Linked DNA regions of Homo sapiens: region 1 is linked to region 2. Evidence: chromatin loops called from intact Hi-C (ENCODE). Cell type or tissue: mammary epithelial cell. All regions are shown on one strand. Each heading gives the region's core, and the rest is flanking DNA. Links, peaks and the distances in the headings are about the cores only.

What was found. A loop is a pair of places that touch in the nucleus more often than their neighbours do. Peaks named below come from ENCODE experiments on the same cell type or tissue, not always from the same donor. Only the 100,000 strongest peaks of a DNase experiment are listed, where the experiment ranks them.
Region 1: it touches region 2 in a loop (4-fold over the local background); 2 of 110 quality-filtered maps call a loop at or near these places.

What each region holds. Positions count from the first base shown.
Region 1 is chr12:71,599,760-71,611,400 of GRCh38, forward strand. ZFC3H1 (zinc finger C3H1-type containing) reads right to left here. Exons shown (of 35, transcript NM_144982.5): 33 at 11,299-11,338; 34 at 10,936-10,998; 35 at 9,840-10,806. The coding sequence ends at 10,669. Among named protein-coding and RNA genes, the nearest start is that of ZFC3H1, 58 kb to the right of the region's middle. RefSeq lists a silencer at 1,636-1,836. In mammary epithelial cell, for the core only: no CTCF peak of the experiment used is centred there; no DNase peak of the experiment used is centred there.
Region 2 is chr12:71,409,885-71,421,525 of GRCh38, forward strand. No RefSeq gene overlaps it. Among named protein-coding and RNA genes, the nearest start is that of LGR5, 24 kb to the right of the region's middle. RefSeq lists a silencer at 5,856-5,905. In mammary epithelial cell, for the core only: a CTCF peak has its summit at 5,940 (motif pointing right); no DNase peak of the experiment used is centred there.

The DNA of each region.
Region 1 (11,641 bases), core at 2,208-10,207, 190 kb after region 2:
CTCCATCTGCCATGATTGTAAGTTTCCTGAGGCTTCCCCAACCATGCTGAACTGTGAGTCAATTAAACCTCTTTCCTTTATACATCACCCTGTCTCAGACAGGTCTTTATAGCAGTGTGAAAATGGATTAATACATATGTCATTTCCAGGATTAGGTTATCAGACCAAAACTTCTGTTTTTTTCTCTCTCTCTCTTAGCCCACTAAGTCTGAGGGAAGCTAGTTGTCCTGCCATGAAACCACTCAAGCAGCCTAGGGAGACATTTATACGGTGACATCTATATGGTGACAAACTGAGGCCTGAAAACAACTGTATGAGCAAGCTTGGAAATAGATCCTTCAGCCCCAGTGGAGCCTCAGATGACTGACTGAAGCCCCAGCCTATAGCTTGATTCAACTTCATAAGTGACCCTTAGCCAAATCACGCAGCTAAGCACCAACACTGTGATATGTGTTTGTTACTTTAGGTTGGTAAGTTTTGGGATAGTTATGCAGCAATAGATAACTAATACAATCTTCCTGTGAGTAAGCAAGGAGTTATAGTTCACTTAAATTTCAAGAGCACTTCAATATTTAAAACTTGGGAAGCCAGAAGTATTCCTTAGCATCAGTTTTGGAGTAAAGAGCATTGGTAAGGATGAAATTTAGTGGTTAGTTTTGTGTTTCTGAAACCTGGCAGGCACACACCGCATAATGGAACAGTAAGCCTAAAGAAAACTATGTAACTTGTTGCTACTGTATCACAGACATTAAGACAGATGTCCCAGTGATTTGGGACCACATTTCTTTATTCTTTTGTATTTTAAACAATGGAAATCCATGCATTTCTCTCTGGCCTGGAGCAGTGCTTCTCAAATTTTAATGTGCATGAGATCACCTTGGGATCTTATTAAAATGCAGATTCTGATTCAGTGGGTCTGGGTAGGGCCTGAGACTCTGCATTTCTAACAAGCTTCCAGATGACCCTGATGCTGTAGATCCAGAACCACACTGAGCGGCAAAGGCTTAGATCACTATAATCTTTTTAGCACATTCCCTACACCAGGGAAGCTCCAACTGAAAAAGCCGTATTTTCTTTTCATCTCTCTGCAAGTGCCATCCCATCCATCAATACTAGTTTCCAAACCTTTATTGTAACTTTCTTTTGCCAAATAAAGGTTCAAACTCAATTATTCCACTTTTTGTCTCTACTTGTTCTTCTTCCTCTAGTGAAGTTTTAACAAGCAATGAGACCCCACCACTAATAAGTCGTTTTTTTCCTTTTTTTTATTTTTTGACAGAGTCTTGCTCTGTCACTCAGGCTGGACTGTAGTGTCACAATCTCGGCTCACTTCAATTTCCGCCTCCTGGGTTCAAGCAATTCTCCCACCTCACCCTCCTGAGTAGGTGGGACTACAGGCGCAAGCTGCCATGCCCGGCTAATTTTTGTATTTTTAGTAGAGACAAGTTATGCAGCAATAGATAACTAATACGATCTTCCTGTGAGTAAGCAAGGAGTTACAGTTCACCATGTTGGTCAGGCTGGTCTCGAACTCCTGATCTCAAGTGATCTGCCCACCTCAGCCTCCCAAAGTGCTGAGATTTACAGGCATGAGTCACTGCACCTGTCCATCCTTTTCTTATTATTATGAAACACTACCCTAACCCACATTTCCAAGCTTTCTATCCTCAAATAGCTTCTACTATCTCACATCTCTTATGGCTAAGCCCTTTACTAGTATGCTCTTATTTTATCCTGACAACTCCAAGTGAAATAAGCACTAGTAGTAATCCCATCTTAAAAATGAAGAAATGTTGACTTAAGAGTTAAGTGAACTTTCTGCTGATTATACAGCCAAGTTTTCTATCCAAGGAAAATCCAAAAAGAATTTAAGCACTATGGCTATATTTATTTCCCTCCTGAAACTTCTCAGCCCTACCCCCTACCTATCTAAACATGCAATTCTCTTGCTTTCATACCTCTCAACTTAGATCACAATTCATACAATTGTAAGAACTCATACCATCTTTTGTCCTCATTGTCCAATGACTTAATCAGTGATGTTACATTCTGCAGGCATACACCCACAAATGTGTAAATTTAGTGTTTTCAGAGGACAAGAACCTATACTGAGTCTCAGAAGCTCAATTTTTAGTTTTTAAATTTTTCTTAGAGACAAAGTCTCATGTTACCCAGGCTAGAGTTTGGTGGCTATTTACAGATGTGATCATGGCACACTGCCTCCTTGAACTGGGCTCAAGTGATCCTCCCACCTTAGCCTCCCGAGTAGCTGGGACTACAGGTGTGAGATGCTGTGCAGAGCCAGGTCAGTTTTTCAAATGGGCAGAAGAGGTAGTCAGTAAGAATGAAAAAGTTTGAATGCCTGAAGAATTCATGGTTATCTGATTTCAGACACAACGAATCCTGCTATTACCAAGAATATGTCTTTCCTCACCTCTTGGCTCTGCTTTCCTCTTGGGCCTCACTTCCAGTGGGCTCTTAACAGTGCTGTGTCAAGGCAACTACCCCACTGTTCCAGGCTTACATTCCCCTAACTTAGTGTAGCTGTGTAACAAAAAGAAAGCGCCTCTTTCTCAATAATTCCCTCAAAGTTCTCAGGATTGCTTCTCAGTGGACCAATTTTACTCTAGGGGATTTTTAGGTTGCAAATTAAGGGCATGCACTTGGAAGTCAACTTCCTGGGTTTGTCATTTACTATCTTTGTGACCCGGCTAAGTTAATTTCTCATGACTCAGTTTACATTTGTAAAATGAAGATTACAGCAATATCTCATAGGGTTGTTGTGAAAATTTAAATAAATATTCCTTGAGCACTTACAATGGTGTGACAGACTAACATCTCAACAAAGTGTTAGTTGTTATTAAATGACCATTTATTAAGTTTCCAGACCAGCTAGGTCTGGGAAATGTGCTTTCAGCTTCCCTATTCCAAACTCAAGATTATAGAGTAGAATTAGAGAACTAGAAGAGATTTTAGAGGTTCACTATTTAAAACTTTTTTAGACCTCTAAACAAGCTAGGTTGAAGCCACTAACTTCACTTTATAGTCTGTTTACTCCACTTGATGGTAGTGTGGCAGATATTTAGTTGTTCCTCAGATACGTATTCCCTTTCATACTTGAATTTATGTAGTCCACATAGCTACTCGAAATAAAGACTACATTTCCCAGCCTCCCTGCAGTGGCCATGTGTCTATGTTCTGAACAATCGGACAAAAGCAAATGTGGCATGTTCAGCTTCTGAGTCCTCCTAAGAAGCGAGGCGGGTCATGCTTCCCTTCATTTTTCCTTCCTGCTAAATACAATGTGAACAAAAAAGCTTGGGTGTGGAGCAGCCATCTAGAATCATCAGGACCACCAGCCCACGTGGTGCTGTTGTGCAATTTAGAAAAACACCAACCCTCCCCATAGAACTTGGATTCTTAATGGTCCCTTTGTGTGAATTTTAAAAAGGCCACCCTTCCTCCATGCCGACTCAACGAGTGCCTTCGGGTGCTTGATGAGTTGATCATGGGATTAATTTCATCCCCTGCTATTTCAGTCTTTTGGCCATGTATCCTTGTACAGGACATGACTTAACACAACCATAGGTAGCACCCCTTTTGGGAAAGGAGGTCACACAGGACAAACAGATAGGTGTCTAGGTCTCTGTTACAGCGGAGTATCATACAGTCAGCCCTGGTCCACCCTACTTAAACTTTTAAGCCACTGCTATTTTCATCTGTCAATCCTAATATAGAAAGGGTCATTCACACTGAATTGCAAGCCTTGGATTTTACAACTGGCTATTTTGACTCACATCCTTTCCTCCCCACCCCCAAATTAGATATTACTTTTATTTAGAACAGCATTAATCACCAAGTGAACACTACCAATGGACCCCTTGTTCTGCATTCTGTGATTTTTCACCACTGGGCCACAGCTTCAGCCAAATTTGGTCTAACTGTGATAAAATTGTGGTTTAAAAAATCCAGCAATTCTTTTCTCTTAAAAGTATGTTCCTGGAGGATTATCTTATATGCAAACTCTATGCAAGTCCTCTTGCCTGGTTAGGTCATTTTATGACTGCTGCCTACAAAATAAGTAAACTTAATTGGTCAATATTCTCATGTCCTGTTATAGGCAACTCCAAAAAAGTGTGGAAAGTGGCTTGGATTATCAAGATACTCTCTACACTTAAATTCTGAGTACTGAACTAAGGGGTAGTTTTTATCCTCTATTTCACCACAAAGGGAATCCAGCCAACATGCTGAGAATCCTCAGAACTGAAAACAGAAGCAGACTAAATTTTGATTCCTTTTGACTTTAAAACCTAAAGACCATGTTTTTAAAGAGATGAGGTCTCTCCATATTGCCCAGGATGGTCTCAAACTCTTAAACTTGAGATCCTCCTAACTTGGCCTCCCAAAGTCCTAGGATTATAGGCATGAGCCACCACGCCTGTCTCAAGACCATCTCTTAACTGATATTTTTATCTGTTATTTTGGTAATGCCAGGAATGAGCCACTGAATTTAGACAGCAACTTTTTTTTTTTTTTTTTAATAATGACATGGTCTCGCTATGTTGCCCAGGCTGCTCTCAAGCAATCCTCCTGTCTTGGCCTCCCAAAGTGCAGGTATTACAGGCCTGAGCCACGGTACCTGGCCTAGACTACAATTTTCTGTTGTCTCTCTTACAAACAGCAACTAATTCATGCTTGAGCATTGGTAGAGTTATATGCTCTTCATCAAGTGACAGCAATGAAATTCTGTCCAGGGCTGGGCATAGTGCCTCACATCTGTAATCCCAATACTTTGGGAGGCCTACGCAGGTAGACTGCTTGAGGTCAGGAGTTCAAGACCAGCCTAGCCAATATAGTGAAACCCTGTCTCTACAAAAAAAAAAAAAAAAGCCAAGCACGATACTGTGTGCCTGTGATCCCAGCTACTCATGAGGCTGAGGTGGGAGGATCACTTGAGCCCAGGAGGTCGGGGCTGCAGTGAGCAATGACTGCACCATTGCACTCCAACCTGGGTAAGAGACCCTGTCTCAAAACAAAAAAACAAAAACAAAAAAAAAGAAAAGAAATTAGGTCCAGAGGAAGCAAACTATTATTTTGTAGCATCTCTGCTTTCAAAATTTTGGAACACGATTCCAAACTCAAAATACTTTTTTTTTTTTTTAAGGGTAATTCCTATTATTTGATCTCAACACCCCTGAGGTAAGTACACATATTTCCCCATTTTGATGCAGAAAAAGAGACGGGGGCAGTGAAATGGCCTGTCACAATTACATAGCTAGTTTATGGTAGAGCTGAATCTAATACCCAGATCTTTTAAATACACGCTTTTTCATCACTCACATTGGTTCACACTTCTCAATTTCCTGAAACTATTTCTTTGTAGCTCCATTTCAACCAGTATGAAATGCCAAATCTATCTCCTGGCAATCTCATAAATTTCACTGTATGATGTGCCAAGTTAAGTGTTTGTTTTGGCCTTGGCAGCAGATGCCCTGATTATGTCCACTAATGCAAACAGCTCACCAGTCTATCACTCTTCCTAATTGATTCAGCTCCTTTACACCGTTGGCTATCATTCTCTTTCATATGGCTTACTTTCGCTAGGTAAGAACTTTTCCAAGATTTAAGCTGCTTGATCAACCAAACATTATAAACCTACCTTTGATTTCAGCAGACTTGATAATCAGTCTTGAGGCTTTCAGATTCCCAAAAGGCAAATGTATATACTTTTTAAGAAAGGCTATGCAAATAGTTTTCATGTTTTATTTAAAATTTTACTTAATTCATAGAAGATGGCCCTTGAAAAGTCATATTTGTTTATAGATTGGATAGTCTTCAAAATTTATTAGTCTTGCATAAAATCGTCATGTTATTCTATGGTAATTGAAATACAATTAACTCACATATTCTTAACATTCTATTCACTGTTTTGTATTGTTTTGTTCTTAAACTGGAGGGAAAATTCAGATCCATGACAGCACCCACCACTTAAGAGTCATATTGGCTTCAGATATTCTGGAACCTCTGTATTCTTGATCAAACTAGGAAGCACACATTCCTCTAAGCTTAAAACTTTTTTGTTATTGTTGTTACTCAACAGAGTCATTTTATTCCTGGCTTTAATTAGCTTTACATTGGTTGCAAACATCTCTGGTATTGGGTCAAATAGAAAAATCACTTTAAAGCAGTGAAGACACTTTGGGCCATCTTTGTTTTTGAGACGGAGTCTCGCTCTGTCACCCAGGCTGGAGTGCAGTGGCACTATCTCAGCTCACTGCAAGGTCCCCCTCCCGGGTTCACGCCATTCTCCTGCCTCAGCCTCCTGAGCAGCTGGGACTAGAGGCGCCCACCACCACGCCCAGCTAATTTTTTGTATTTTTAGTAGAGATGGGGTTTCACCGTGTTAGCCAGGATGGTCTCGATCTCCTGACCTCATGATCCACCCGCCTCGGCCTCCCAAAGTGCTGGGATTACAGGTGTGAGCCACAGCCCCTGGCCCACTTTGGGCCATCTTTGGGTAGTTCTGTGTAAACAGAAAAATAACCATGACTCTTAAAATATAATGGATCAACACCATAGGAAAGGTTAAAAAAAATTAATGGAAAACCATGTAGACTGGAATTGAAATAGTGCTCTGCAAGTTGTAGATAATAAATGTTGAAAGTAACATTTTATTCATGCATTACCCAAGAAGTTAGAGAGAGAGAGGGAAAAAAGGAAAAGCTAGTAGCAGCAGCTGCAATTACAATCAGACTTTGGATATCAAGGCATTTAAACTGGGTCTTCTAATAGGATTACTCCTAGTCAGTCATGCTCATGTGGATTTTGAAGCACAGGGTGCCCCCAAAGGCACTCTCTTCTGAACAGTTAGGCTGCTCTGTAGTTTTACACATCTGTTACCATGTTTAATGAATTTTCAGTTGTGAATGAATTTGGAAAGTTAAAGCTTTTCAGAACGTTTTTTAAAAATGCACAGGATTCCAAATGTACAGATAGAAGTGACACAATTTTTGAAAATATTATTGAGCTCAACTTTTCCTCCATTTTATCCCTTAGCCCAATGATTCACTTCCATTCAGGGAGCCTTTCCCAACTTCTAACTCAAGTTAGGATAGATACCCTTTGAAGATGCTTCCTTGGCATACGTTCCTTTTCTGTTAGAATGTAAAAGGGGATCCCTTTACTCTTCTCTGTATTGAGATTGCCTAGCACAGAGCTCAAATGGATTCTGAAATGAAAAAATGCCTGATTCTCTTCATGAGGCCTCTGAAAAACATGTTGTGGGGTCCCTCTTGTGAAGGTCACCAAATGAGAAGTGGAGACAAACTCCATATCCATTTTACCATTTGTGGAAGACAGGGGCAAGTTTCCATTATCTACCTCAAAGATATCAGAAAAAATTGAAAAATCTTTTCACATTTATCATAATCTAAATCAAGTAGTACTGAAAAAGTAGTGAGGAAGGTTATGTGAATGATGGTGGAAGATGGGAATGAGGACAGGATGGAACAGCACGTAGAAAGATGGAACACCTGTAGAAAGAGAGCATTCTGATGGCATATGGAATAAACCCCTCTATCCCCCAAAAAGATGAAAGAAAGAAAAAGCTCTTTTTCAGCTTGACTCTAACACCTGCATTAAGAAGCATCACAGCTTGGAAAGACACAGTCCTAATTTTGAACAAAAAAGAAACAATATCAGAAATGTTAATCAGAACTTGCCTTTTCTTGACCAGCTCTTGTTCAAAATGTTCTGTATAATAATTACTGTTAATATGCACTGAAGGGCAATGATACACCTGCAGGCATAATCCTCAAACCTGAAAGGTCATTAAAATTGTATTTCCCCATTCTTCCCTCACATTAATGTTAACATAGACATGAAAGCAGACTTGAGGAAATTACGACTTATCTGTGAACACATGACAGCTTTAACCAAGAATATTGGCCCTGCTTTGTATTCTAGCCACATGTTCCTACTTTTTCAACAACCTTGAAAAATAAATATTTGAACTACAATCTTCAATAAAGTCCCTCTACATTTGTTGTCAGTCTTAATCACTTTTTTCTTGTCTGCTTAGTGCCTTTAGCTCTTAGATGTTGCACCTGGAGATTCTTGCTTACTTTATGATGTAGGTTTATACACCCTTTAATTGAAAGCAAACCGCCTTAGATAATAGAGTGAAAAACAATGTTACAAGGTCCACTTTCCGTTAAAAGGCAAATAGAAATATTAGGCTGTTCTCTAAAATGAACAAAAACACATAAAAATACATCATAATCTACCACTCCATTTCCTTTATCAGAGATAAAATCCCACAGCCTAAAAAGGCCTCTTTTGTGTGCATGTTTTGTCCCCCAGCAGGGGTGGCGAATACAAGGGACTGCAGTTCTCAATGACTAGTCTTTTCTCTGTCCAAAAGAAAGACTTTAGTCACACAGTATGTGAAATCTTTTTATATTCATGTTTCTACAATAACCATAAAAACTTTAACCCAAATTTGTTTAATACTTTAATTATCATGTACTGAAAGTACTTCATTAAAAAAAAAAAAGTAAAACTGACAATGGAAGGATGACAGGAACATATACCTCACCCTTAAGCAGTGTGTGTGATTTTTTTTTACATGAAGGTTAAAGTTGAGTTTATAAACTGACAGGAAAAGATATCAGAATTTATCTTTAAGGCAATATCATTTGTATAAGGTACCTTTAAATAGCAATATGACAATGGATCAAAGAGGAAACAGGGCCTATTCCTACATGACTGTGCGGAACATGTGAATGGCCATCCCTAGAGTTGTTAGTGTACAGCCTCCATGGACGGACCCTGTGACTGCATGCACTGAGTGGAGTTCTACATACACCAATGCAAAGAACTCATTAAAAAAAAGACAGAGACAAAATAGTTACTGCTGATGGAAATATTAATGCAACAAAAGTTCAGGCTTAGCATTGTCTCCTAAAAACTTCTGAGACATTTCAGTTAACATAAAAACTGTTACACTATGTATGGAGGCACACACTGGAAATATTTTACTAAGTACCCAACAACTGTTTTCAAAAAATCAGAGGAGGAAAAGCTTTCAAAGTTATATAAAGTTAAATGCATACAGTGAGTAGATATCTATTCCTCTGGGATTACTATCTTCCACCCACATTTTTTTTGGTTTTAGGGAAAAACCAGTAAGCCTCCAGCTTTCTTTTTGATTAAATGAAAGACACTAGACAAATGGATTCCATTCTTGGCCCCATCAAACAGCACTTACTAGCCAAATCGCCCTGTCTGGTAGGTACAGAATAGGGACTCAAAATATGGTTCTATTTCTAGTGAGCATTATACAAATGTAAACATGTACAAGTTTCCTAGTATTTCATGGGGTTGCTGCTCTGCCTCTAACAGTTCAAGCACATGTAGTTCTAAGATCAGATTTGTGCCAGTGTGCGTTGTGTCATTAACATTTTTCCTGCCAAGGTTAAAACAACCAAATATAAACTGAAAACAAAATAAAAAGCAAGGTCTCCTTTGCATTCAATCACACTGATATTCAACATAAGATGGCATGTCACTAGGCAAATCATTCAAACTACGGTTGGGAGGCACTTTCTAAACACTGAGAATTTGAGAACAAGGAATTTAATGGTAGTGCAAACCTCTCTGTTCACTGTCCTCACAACAGTATCCATCTTCTCATGAATTAAAAAGTCATTAATTTTTTTTTTTTTAATGGGAAAGCAGTTTCAAGATAAAAAAGTATTGCTATAAGTTATGGTGAATATCCGTATCTCCGACTTCAACCCTTTCCCACCAGTGTGAAAAGTGAATAAAGACAGCAAGAGTTTTTAGAAAGTTAACTTATATTAAAAAAGTATATAAACAATTTCAATACTACAAAGTAGTATTTCAATACAAAGCAGTTCAAATATTAACTGTTCTTTAAACTGTTAAACTTTATTATAAATTAAAATTTCTTTACAAAAAAATTGCACATAATATTTGACCACTCTTAGGTTCTGATGCACTGGCATTTGCAATAGTTTCTTTAATCTTCAAGTTAAACAGTCTCGGCAAGGAGTCCAGAACGTAGAAAGGGTAATAAACAACCCTGATAGAGCATTCAAGTGCAACTAGCAGACTTGTGGCCATGGCAGTTACACTTTCCTTAAGATGGACTGCTATAGTTTTAAATCCTGAAATGAAGAATCTCAAAAAAATTTAAAAAGGAAAAACTAAAAGGGACTGCCTGCTTTTTTTACTGTAAACACAGCCCTGGATATTAAATCCCAAACAGGAATCTCTCAGGCATCAGAGAGTGTCAAGTGAGTCAGGAATAACACAAAATAAAGGAATGGGGGAGAAAATAAAAAAAAACAAAGCAAAATTAAAATAAATGTCAGTCACTTTGAGGAACTATACTTACGTATATGATGTTATGAGAATCTGGCAGGGCCTAGAAGCAGGCCAAACAGGAAGTTCATTTATCCAACCGAAGAGGATCATGTTCATTGCTTCCGGTTTTGAGGACAGGATATTGTAGGGAACTTGATATGATCAATAACGCTTGTCTGCCTTACACAGACCTTAGCCAGGGATCAGCCTAATCTTGAAGAATCATTCAAATAATTTTGGCAATTATTATAAGGACTTAGAACTGACTGCACCCAGTGTTCAGTGATTCTTGCTTTCTGTTTTGTTACTGTTTAAATTTAAGAGCTCATTTAGGCTGACTCCAATCTCTTGGCACTTGGAAACTAGTTTTCTCAGGTTATCAGTTTTACCTCCTTCTGATGCTTCAAACAAGAGTTGCTGTAAAAGACAGGGAAGCATAGAAGTAAGACTTAGCTAGAGTTTGAGCATTACCACATCAATGGATATGGCACATGCAGAAAATTTACAGGAAAACATCGAGATAAAATAAAAGATAAAAAGCATTACATCTTTCCACAGTGATGCACAAAGAGGTAACTTCTGTAAGGCTCTCTGATATAAACGGTGGACCTGTAAGATAGATATACACACAATTCCATCAGAAAATATAATGAAAAACACCTTCATAATTCCATCTGTTTAAAGAATGGTAATTCACAATAACATCTGAGACAAAATGGTTATGCTGAGTTTTGGAGTTTCCGAATATTTGGTACTCTTAAAATGTTAACTACTTTTGTTTCCCCACTTGGTTCTTAGTGTGCATGAAATGTTAACTTCTGTGCTTTAATTCTTTTAAATTGAGAAGTCAACAAAAGAGACAGAAAAACTTTTTAAAAGTGACCCATCTGAGATTCAACCATGGCTTACCTCTCTTTGTCCCTTTAGAACAATCTCAGCAGCAATGGCTCTAAGAGAAAAAAAAAAAAAAAGAAATATAGAAAAAGGAAAAGAAAAATTTATATATCTTTGAACAAAATGAAACACCACCACTGGCAGAATACTGACTGTGGGAATCTGAGTACAAAACTTCCTGAAAGTTAACAGGCTAAACTTCCAAGGAGGAAAACCTATAGTGAAAAGAAAAATTCAACAATTTTTATCAACTTTACAAGAAAAAAGCAGACCAGTGTTTTGAACATAAATAACGTTCACAGGAGAAAAAAAAAACAACAACAACAACAAAAAAAAAACACCTCATAATTACTAGTCA
Region 2 (11,641 bases), core at 1,707-9,706:
AGCACTGCAGGAATGAACCAGGAAAACCAAAATAGTTCACAGATGCATTGACAGAAGCAGCACACCACTGCGTATTCCATGAGACAGTTGAAAAACTGGCAAGTGCTGGTAACCATGGCTGGCAGACCTGAAGACCAGTCACATCACAGGACTCTTTGCAGATATTCCCCAGCACCAGCTCAGAGTCTGGTAGCCCCACTGGGTGACCAGATCCAGAAAAACAATAACAACCATTGTAGTTCAGCTCTCAGGAACCCCCATCCCTAGGGGAAGTGGAAGAGCATCATATCAAAGGATCAGCCCATGGGACAAAAGAATCTGAACAGCAGGCCTTGCATTCCAGACCTTTCCATTGAAATATTCTACCCAAATGAGAAGAAACCAAAATAGTAATTCTGGTAATATGACAAAACAGAGTTCTACAACACCCCAAAAAGATCACACTAGCTGCCCACCAATGGATCAAACCAAGAAGAAATCTCTGAATTCCCAGATAAAGAATTCAAAAGCTTGATTATTAAGCTACTCAAGGAGATACTAGAGAAAGGTGCAAACCAACTTGAAGAATTTTTTTAAATACAGGATGTGTATGAAAAATTATCCAGAGAAATAGATATCATAAAGAAACAACAATCACAACTTCTGGAAGTGAAAGACACACTTAGAGAAATATAAAATGCACTGGGAAGTTTCAACAATAGACTATAACAAGTAGAAGAGAAAACTGCAGAGCTCAAAGAAAAGGCTTTCAAATTAACCCAATCAGACAAAGACAAAGAAAAAAAATTAATGAGCAAAGCCTCCAAGAACTTTGAAATTATGTCCAACAGCCAAACCTAAGAATAATTGATGTTCCTGAGGAAAAAGAGAAATCTAAAACTTTGAAAAACTTATTTCAGCCAATAATTGAGTGAAACTTCCCTGGCCTTGCTAGAGATCTATACTTCCAAATACAAGAAGCTCAAAGAATACCTGGGAAATTTATTGCAAAAACATCATCACATAGGCACATAGTCATCAGGTTTTCTAAAGTCAACACAAAGGAAAGAAGTTTAAGAGCTGTGAGACAAAAGCATCAGATAACCTATAAAGAAAAACCTATCAGATTAACAGCAGATTTCTCAGCAGAAACTTTACAAGTCAGAAGGGATTGGGATTCCATGATTATCCTCCTGAAGCAAAACAATTGTCAGCCAAGAATTTTATATACAGCAAAACTAAGCTTCATAAATGAAAGAGAGATAAAGTCTTTTTCAGACACTGAATTTGCCACTACCAAGCCAACACTACAAGAAATGCTGTAAAACAATTCTCAATAGTGAAATGAAACTCTGAAGTACACCAAAGTAAAACCTCCTTAAAGCATAAATCTCACACGGCCCATAAAACAATACAATGAAAACACAATGAAAAAGAAAAACAAGGTATTAAGGCAACAACTAACATGATGAATAAAATAGTACCTCACATCTCAATACTAATCCTGAAGGTAAATGAATTAAATGCTCCAATTAAAAGATACAGAATGGCAGAATGAATAAAAATCCACCCACCAAGTATCTCCTGTCTTCAGGAGACTCACCTAACACATAAGGACTGTCATAAACTTAAGGTAAAGGGGTGGAAAAAGATATTCCACGCAAATAGAAACCAAAAGTGAGCAGGAGTAGTTACTCTTATATCAGACAAGACAGACTTTAAAGCAACAATAGTTAAAAAAAAAAAAAAAAGATCAAGAGGGACATTATTTAATGATAAAAGGATTAGTTCAACAGGAAAATGTCACAAACCTAAATATATATGCACCTACTACTGGAGCTCCCAATTTGATAAAAACAATTATGACTAAACCCAAGAAATAAGATAGACAGCAACACAATAATAGCGGGGACTTCAATACTCCACTGACAGTACTAGACAGGTAATCCAGACAGAAAGTCAACAAAGAAACAGTGGACTTAAACTATATCCTAGAACAAATAGACTTAACAGATATTTACAGAACATTCTACCCAACAACTGAAAAATATACATTCTTTCATCAGCACATGGAACATTCTCCAAGACAGACCATATGATAAGTCACAAAACAAGTCTCAATAAATTTAAGAAAATTAAAATTATATCAAGTATCCTCTCAGACCACAATGGAATAAAACTGGAAATTAATTCCAAATAGAACTCTCAAAATTATACAAATACATGGAAATTAAATAATCTGCTCTTGAGTGATCTTTGGGTCAACAATGAAATCAAGATGGAAATTTAAAAATTCTTTGAACTGAATGATAATAGTGACATAACTTATCAAAACCTCTGGGACACAGCAAAAGCAGCGCTAAGAAGAAAGTTCATAGCATTAAATGCCTACAACAAAAAGTCCAAAACGGCAGAAATAGGCAATCTAAAGTCACACCTCAAAGAACCAGATAAACAAAAAACAAAATAAACCCAAACCCAGCAGAAGAAAAAAAATAACAAAGGTCAGAGCAGAACTAAATGAAATTGACACAAAAAAAAAAAAAAACAAAAGAAAAATGAAACAAAAAACTGGTTCTTTGAAAACTTAAACAAAATTGATAGACCATTAGCGAGATTAAGAAGAGAGAAGATCCAAATAAGCTCAATTAGAAACAAAATAGGAGATATTACAATCAATACTCTAGAAATACAAAAGACCATTCAAGGCTACTATGAACACCTTTATGCACACAAACTAGATAACATACAGAAGATGGCTAAGTTATTGGAAATGCATCACCCTCCTAGATTAAATCAGGAAGAAACAGAAACTCTGAACATACAAATAACAAGTAGCAAGACTGAAACAGTAATATTTTTTTCTTTTTTTTTGAGACGGAGTCTTGCTCTGTCGCCCAGGCTGGAGTGCAGTGGCGTGATCTCAGTTTACTGTGAAACAGTAATTTTTTAAATTGCCAACAAAAAGAAAGTCCAGGACCAGATGGTTTCACAGCTGGACTGAAAACTGAACTAAACGGGGAAAAGTTGGAAGCATTGCCCCTGAGAACTGGAACAAGACAAGAATGACCCATTTTCACCACTTCTATTCAACATAGTACTGGAAGTCCTAGCCAGAGCAATGAGACAAGAAAAAGAAACAAAAGTCATCAAACTGGTAAAGAGGAAGTAAAACTGTCACTGTTCGCGGTTGTTATGATCATATACCAAGAAAACCCTAAAGGTCCATCCAAAAAGCTCCTAAATCTGATAAATAAATTCAGTAAAATTTCAGGATACAAAATCAATGTACACAAATCAGTAGCACTGCTATACACCAACAAGAACCAAGCTGAGAATCAAATCAAGAACTCAACTCCTTTTACAACACTTGCAAAAAAAAAATAAAATGCTTAGGAATATACAGAACCAGGTGAAAAATCTCTACAAGGAAAATTACAAAACACTGCTGAAAGATATCATCAATGACACAAACAAATGGAAATACATCCCATGCTCATAGATGGGTACAATCAATATTGTGAAAATGACCATACTGCCAAAAGCAATATATTGCTTTGATGATGCAAAGCATCATATTGCTTTTGGCAGTATGCTCAAAATTGCTGCAGATTCAATGCAATTCCCATCAAAGTACCATCATCATTCTTCACAGAACAAGAAAAAAAAACATAAAATTCATATAGAACCAAAAAAGAGCCTGCATGGCCAAAACAAGGCTAAGCAAAAAGAACAAATCTGGAGGCATCACATTACTCAACTTCAAACTATACTAAAAGGCTATCGTTGCCAAAACAGCATGGTACTGGTATAAAAATACACTTAGACCAATGGAACAGAATAGAGAACCCAGAAATAAAGCCAAATACTTAGGGCCAACTGATCTTCAACAAAGCAAACAAAACATAAAGTGGGGAAAGGACACCCTATTCAACAAACGCTGCTGGGATAACTGGCAAGCCACATGTAGAAGAATGAAATGGGATCCTCATCTCTCACCTTATATGAAACTCATCTCAAGGTGGATCAAAGACTTAAATCTAAGGCCCAAAACCATAAAAATTCTACAAGATAATGTTGGGAAAACTCTTCTAGACATCTGCTTAGGCAAAGAGTTTCTGACCAGGAACCCCAAAACAAATGCAACAAAAACAAAAATAAATAGACTTCTGCCCAGCAAAAGAAATAATCAGCAGAGTAAACAGCCCACAGAATGGGAGAAAATATTCACAAACTATGCGTCTGACAAAGGACTAATATCCAGAATCTATAAGGAGCTCAAATATGCAAGAAAAAAAAAACAAATAATCCCATCAAAAAGTGGGCAAAAAACATGAAAACATAATAGATATATAATCAACAGACATGAAAAATACTCAACATCATTAATTATTAGGGAAATGCAAATTGAAACCACGGTGAGATACCACCTTACTTCTGAGATAATGGCCATTACTTAAATACCAAAAAATAATAGATGTTGGCATGGATGTGGTGACACTTTTACATTGCTGGTGGGAATGTACACTAGAACAACCACTTTGGAAAACACTATGGAGATTCCTTAAAAAACTGAAAGTAGAACTACCGTTTGTTCCAGCAGTCCCAATACTGGGTATCTACCCAGAGAAAAAGAAGTCATTTCATGAAAAAGACACTTGCATGCTTATAGCAGTATAATTCACAATTGCTAAAATATGGAATCAGCCTAAATGCCCATCAATCAATGAGTGAATGAAGAAAATGTGGTATATATACACCATGGAATAAAAAGGAATGAAATAATGGCATTCACAGCAATGAATGGAGTTGGAGACCATTAGTCTAAGTGCAGTAGCTCAGGGATGGAAAACCAAATATCATATGTTTTCACTTATAAGTTGGAGCTAAGCTGTGAGGACACAAAGGCATAGGAATGACATAATTTGGAAACTCGGAGGAAACAGTGGGAGGGGTGAGGGATAAAAGACTACACATTGGGTACAGTGTACACTGCTCAGGTGACGGGTGCACCGAAATCTCAGAAATTACCACTAAAGAACTTATCCATGTAACCAAAAATCACCTGTTCCCCAAAAACTATTGAAATAAAATTTAAAAATTTTTAAAAGAATAAATGACAAAAGACACATTAAATTTAAGCTGTCTTTCTCTTAGGCGCTACTTTGTAAACCTATCCAAAAGAGCATGTGTGAGAATGTAATATAGTATAACCACTTTAGAAAAAAATTGGCAGTTCCTCTAAATGTTCAGTGTAGATATGACCCAGCAATTGCATTCCTAGGTATCTGTCTACTCAAGATAATTGAAACATATGTCTACCTAAAAACTTAAACACTAATGTTTATAGCAGCATTATTCATAATAGCCTAAAAGCAGAAACCTCATTGCCCATCAAATAATGAATAGATTAACAAAATGTGGTATGTCCATATAATTGAATACTATTTGTCAATAAAAACTAATGAAATACTGATCCACAACACGAATAAACCTTAGAAACAGTATGCTAAGTGAAATAGGCAGACACAAATAAACATACATTGTATGAACCCATTTATCAAATGAGTCCAAATTAGTTAAGTCTATGGAGACAGAAAGTAATTTAGTGGTTTCCAGGAGCTAGTGGCAGAGGAGGTAGGGTAAAAGAAAGAGAGCTGTAGCCAATGGATAGAAGATTTCTTTTGGGGCGATGAAAAATGTTCTAAAATTAGATTATGGTGATGGTTGTGCAACTCTGTAAACACAGTAAAAACTAATTGTACACTTTAAACAAGTGAATCTTATTGTATATAAAGTATATATCAATAAGACTGTTAAAAATTGCTTTAAAAACAGCATGTTTGCTTCCTACCTTGACCAAGAGGAGACTAGCAACAACAGCAAAGGTGTTTCATCCCTATCTTTAGCAACATTTGCACTTTTCGTCAGCCCTCTGCTAAACGCATCATTCACTACCAGCAGAGGGAGCTAAAATGATAGTGTTAACCAATCTCTGCTCCCAATCACGCATCCTGTGAAGACAGTAAAAGACTATTTTCAAATTTAAAGAAAATTAGGGACAGTTGAGTTTGTCCCTACTTATTTCTACTTATCAAAAGGATTGAAAAGTTGATGTGACTATTCGTCTCTTTAAAACAAGTTCATATTGATCTACTTATACATCACAGCTTCTTGATTGCACAATATTCTCCATAAGAATATCTAGATATAATGTGATAGAATTCGACATTTGACCAAATCCTTTTGTTCTCTTTCCTTATCACTTGCTTTTTAGACAGTCAATAAAATGCAGCAAAACAAAAAATTTACATCCTCCCATGAAACCTAATCATTACATACATGCATCTCCCAGCTTTACCCCTGCTCCAGGATCAACCAATTTGTAATGTCATTACAGTGCTTAGGATATTACTGCAAAATAAACATTGGCTATTTTTGTTATATCCCAGGTTGATAAAACAGCTTATGAAAGGGCATTCATTTATTCTAGAAATGTTATTGAATGTCTTTTATGTTACCAGGCAGTGGTGAAAAAAAGCAGATATAGAAAGTGCCCTTGTGTGACTTACATTTATATGGGGAGGGGTCTTGATATAGAATAAACATACGAATAAAATGGAACACCAAATTGTAATAAACACTTTGAAGGAAAGGCAGAAAATAATTAGAGAAATTATAACAGGGGCTGGGGGGACCTAATTTAGATTGGGTGGTCAGGGAAGGTCTTTGAGGAGGAAGCACTTACCCCTAAGAATGGAGAAGATAATATTCTAGGCAGGGGAAATAGTATTCCGTGAGCCTTGAGGAAGGAAAAGACTAAAGGAACTTCAAGAAAGCCTGGGGCCTGTGATGAAAAATGGTACTGGCTGAGGTTGAAGAGTAGGGAGAGGGCCAGACCAGGTCAGACCCTGTAGGCCATGTTAAGGGATTGATATTCTATATTAAATGTAATGTGGAGCCACTGAAGAATTTTGAACCCATACGTGGGTTATCATTGTTGCATGTCTAATAAACCATTCTGGCCCTAGAGTAGAAGCTTGATCAAAGAGGCTCAAAAGTAAATGTGAAAAGGGCATGCTAATGTAAGGAAATCAACAATTTTTTGTGAATTGAATGTGAGATTCAGGAGGGTTGGGAAATTGTGGAAGTCATTCTAGAAAATCAATGACACAGTCCCCAGCCTATTTCAGGGCAGGCTCCAGAATTCATGGCACAGTCTGTGTTCATTCCATTTCCCTGCTAACACCACTCCTAGCTACATCCTCAAAAAAGGATCAGCAACTATGAAGAGCATAGCCAAGCAACAGTAATTCTGCTTTTCCCTCTCTCAGGTTATGTAGAATCAATCCTAAAAAAGAAAAATAATAACAAACTACTCGCATGCTTCCCTGAGAAAACACGCCTAATTTAAAAATATATACGTGCTTTCCTAAAACTGTGGGCCCCTGTTGCTCCAGCTGTTAGAGTTACAATGGTGCATCAAATGAGGGTAATCAATTTAACACAGATGAGTAAAGATATAATATTTCAAGCTGAGCATTGGAATTAACTAAATTTACATGCATGTTGTAGTGGAAAAAGCAGGGAATGTAATTTCAGAGGACATGGGGTCAATCCTTACTCAACCACTTACAAGCTCTGTGACTTCAGGCAATTTACTCAACTTCTTTAAACCTCCAGGTCCCTGTGTGTAAAATGTAGATAATAATAATGTCCACCACACAGAAAGGTTATGAACATGAAATGAGTATGTTAAATGTTCAATGGCTTTTCGATGTAATTATTTTAAGAATATACTTCCAAAAATGTAATCAAGTTCCTCAAAATAAATTTCTATTAAAAATAGAAATCATTCTAGAAAATAGCATTTTCCTTAATAACATTTAACTTGATTGAACATATTAATCTAATTTAATAAATTGAAATATGTTAGGTAGTTCTCTGCATCAAAAAAGTACCATACAAACAACTATAAAGGAACTAGTTATAACTTTTCATTATTGTAGAAGTGCTAGATATCAGGAAAATAAAGGGACATGAAATAAATGGAATGTAAAAAATACCACCTTAGGTTCTAAAGAATGAGACTACTTATTTCCAAAGGCATATCAATATACCCTGGAAACAAAATAATCATTCAGTGTAAAAGCATTATGAAAATATTTCCAGTATCTCAGTTCCATCACTTACTCATTATGTGACTTTACACACTTAAAAGTCTATAAACGTCAACTTCCTCATTTATGAAATGGAGATAATTGAACCTAATTCATAGGTTGATTGTGAAAAGTCAAATAAAATTGTACTTGTAAAGCACTTTAACACAGTCCCTGACACAAGTAGGTACTGAATAAATGTCAGTTGTCATTGATATTATTGTTGTTGTCTCAATATCTGAAAGTATGTTCTAGGTTTTTTGCTTAGAGAATATTTTGGGGTGTTTATTTCAGATATTTTCAAATAGAATAAGTGAATTCATTCCAAGTAGACCCAGTCTCCATCACAATTAACCAAGTGTAGTGGCATGCACCTGTAGTCCCAGATACGTGGGAGGCTGAGTGGGAGGATCTCTTGAGCCCAGAAGGTTGAGGTTGCAGTGAGCCACGATCATGCCACTGCACTCCAGTCTGGGTGACAGAGCAAGACCTTGTCTCAAAAAAAAAAATTACTCTTTCTAAGGGTTATTAAAGACCTCCACAATGCTAAACCTTATAGACGTTCTCCCTCTTCATTTTAAATTAATTATGAGTATAGTTTACTATTGATCACTCCTTGTCGCTTGAGATAGTTTCTTTCATAGCTACCAGACACTGCTGTCTTCTAATTTTCCTCTACTCTTACTGGCCACTTCTCCCTAATCTTTGCTGGTAATGATTCTGTGCATCAGCCTCTGCAGTTGACCTTTTATAGGCTAGCTTTCAGAGCACTTCAGGTTCAGTACCTGGACCTCTTCCCTATTCTACCTCTACCCATCCCATTAGTGATCTCAACAAGTATTGTGGCTTTTAATACTATGTACATTCTGACAATTACCAAATTTTAATATCCATCCTAGAGTCCTCCTCTGAACACCAGACATATATATTCAATTACATATTGTTTGCATTCAGACATAATATACTCTCTAAATTAACACATTCAATTCCTGCCTCCTTTTCTTTTCTTCCAAACTTTTTCTTCCCACAGTCTTCCACATCTCAGTTAACGACAGCTTCATCCTTCCTGTTGATCACAACAAAAACCTTGAATTCTTCCTTGATTATTCCCTCCCTGTCACAAACTTCAAATCCAATTCATCAGCAAATTCTGTCCAATCTATTTTCAGGACATATCCCAAATCCAGCCCCTAATCCAGCCGCTGGTTTCACTTCCACCGTTATCACCCTAGTTCAAGCCACCACCTGGACTAAGATATCCTTGCCTTTTCCTCCACCCCTCTTCATAACTCATCTCTTCCCCACCCAACAGACAAAAACATTCCTTTAAGTATAAATTAGATTGCATCACTCTTCTGCTCAAACCCTCCAGTGACTCTCCATCACACTCAAAGTGAAATCCAAAGTCCTTGCAATAGCCAGTCAGAGACCATCCTGAAGTCCTCCTTCCTTTTCAGTGCACTCCAGCCACACTGGCCTCCAACTGCCCATCAGACATGACAGCCTGCTCCAGCCAGCTCAGGGTCTTTCTATTTGCTGTTTCTTCTGTCTGGAAAGCTCCTCCCCATGGATGCCTGCACAGCCCACTCTCTGATTTTCTTTAGGTCTTTTATCTGACATCACATCTTAGTGAGCCCTCCCCTGGCCATTCTACTTAAAACAGAAATTCACCCTCCCTGACCTCACACTTCTTACCTTCCCATCACTGCTTTTTTTAATTACCACCTGACATTCTATATATTTTAGATTTTAGAATATGTTATATTTTATTAATTTTATTCTATTTATTGTCTGCCTCTCTAGAATGTAAACTTACTCTAGAATGTAAAGGGCAGGGATTTTTATTTGTTTTTGTTTGCTTGCTATTCCTCCAGAACCAAGAGGATCTTGCCATAGCAGGCACTCAATAACTACTTGTTGAATAAGTGGCAATGACGAAGGAAAGCCAAAAATAGATGTTAATTGACCTCCTAAACATTGTTAAAGCCTTAAGCCTTCTGGCACTTAAGTAGTTCAATTTTAAACTTAAACAATATTTTAATGTGCCTGTGAAACAAAATCTAGTATAGCACACATAATAGTTGGTCCCAAGCCAGGTGCAGTGGCACCCACCTGTAGTCCCAGCTACTCAGAAGGCTGAGGTGGATCGCTTGAGCCGAGGAGTTTGAGTCCAGCCTGAGAAACATAGTGAGACCCAGTCTCTAAAAATTTTTTTAACAAAAATACTGGCCCAGATCCCATACTTGCTAAAGGTAAGCCAGGCACAGAGCAGTGAGAGGTGTGTGGGCAAGCGAACACAGGGTCTGGCCACTGCACACAGCCAGTCACACTGGCTGTTGCAGTGGGGCGGGCAGCTCCAGGCACCAGCACAGGTGCTGGCTCTGTGCAAGGCTGTGGCTGGAAGAGATGTACTGCACACATCCACTGCAGTCACTCGTGTCTGGATGGGTGGAACACCATGGCACCCAGAAGCTTGGAGATGCCAGGAACTGCAGAGCCCCAAAGAGGGTGTCACAGCTCTGGCTCAGGGAGCCCCTAGGTCTGGGTTCCCCAAAAGGCCATAGTTCTTCTGTTTTTCTCATCACCCACAATATGGCAAGAGGCATGTGGGGGTGTTTTTCAGGCCTGTTGTGTTATAGCTATTTCAGTCCTGTCATTCAGTAGGTCCTGAGTTCTTGTCCCATGTCCAGAAAGAACAAGGTACACAGACAACTGGAGGGCAAGGAAGGCAGAGAGGAGCATCACTGAGCAATGGAACAGCTCTCAGGACACCCACAGTGGGTAGCTCCTTTCCATAGGCAAGTCATCTTGACATCTATTCAAGTCTAGCTGAGTCTAGGGTTTTTATGGGCTCAGAAGGGAGGAAGTACATGCTGATTGGTCCATGGGTGGCCATGAGCAGGCCCAGAAGAACCAGCAGCCCAGCCCCAGGCTTCAGGCAGTCACTGGCTTGAAGGTGCAGTTTCACTAGGGACCCACCCTTTTCTGTCCAGATGTCTGCCTGCCCTCATTAACATGCTGTCCACCATGCCCAGGCTGCTCACAACAAGGGGCACCTGCAGGCCCATGCAGAGCAGTTCTCAGTTGCCCTGACATCCCTCCCTGAGCTCATTGTTGCCCAAATCTTCAAACGGGGGCCAAGGTGGCAGGGGGCTGGTGTGTCAGTGCCACCCAAGCATGTGCACACCTGGCTGGGTCATGACAGCACCCAGGCTCGGCTTCAACTTTGCCCAGAAATCAGAGCAGGCACCAGGAGTGGGGAGAGGCCACAGAGTGGGAGCAGGCACTTCCAAGCCTACAGGGGCAGGGGGGCTTCCCAGGCCCCTGAGAGTTCAGAGATGACCAGGTCCAGAGCTGCAGCTGGTTGCCTCAGATGTGCCCAGGAACGCAGGGCTCCCACCACTTTAACTTGTTAACGGGCAGGCTCCCACCTGTTCCCAGCCCCTGCCAGCTCTGTGGAGTGCACAGCCTCAGCCACACTGTCCCCTGCTGCAGCTGGCATC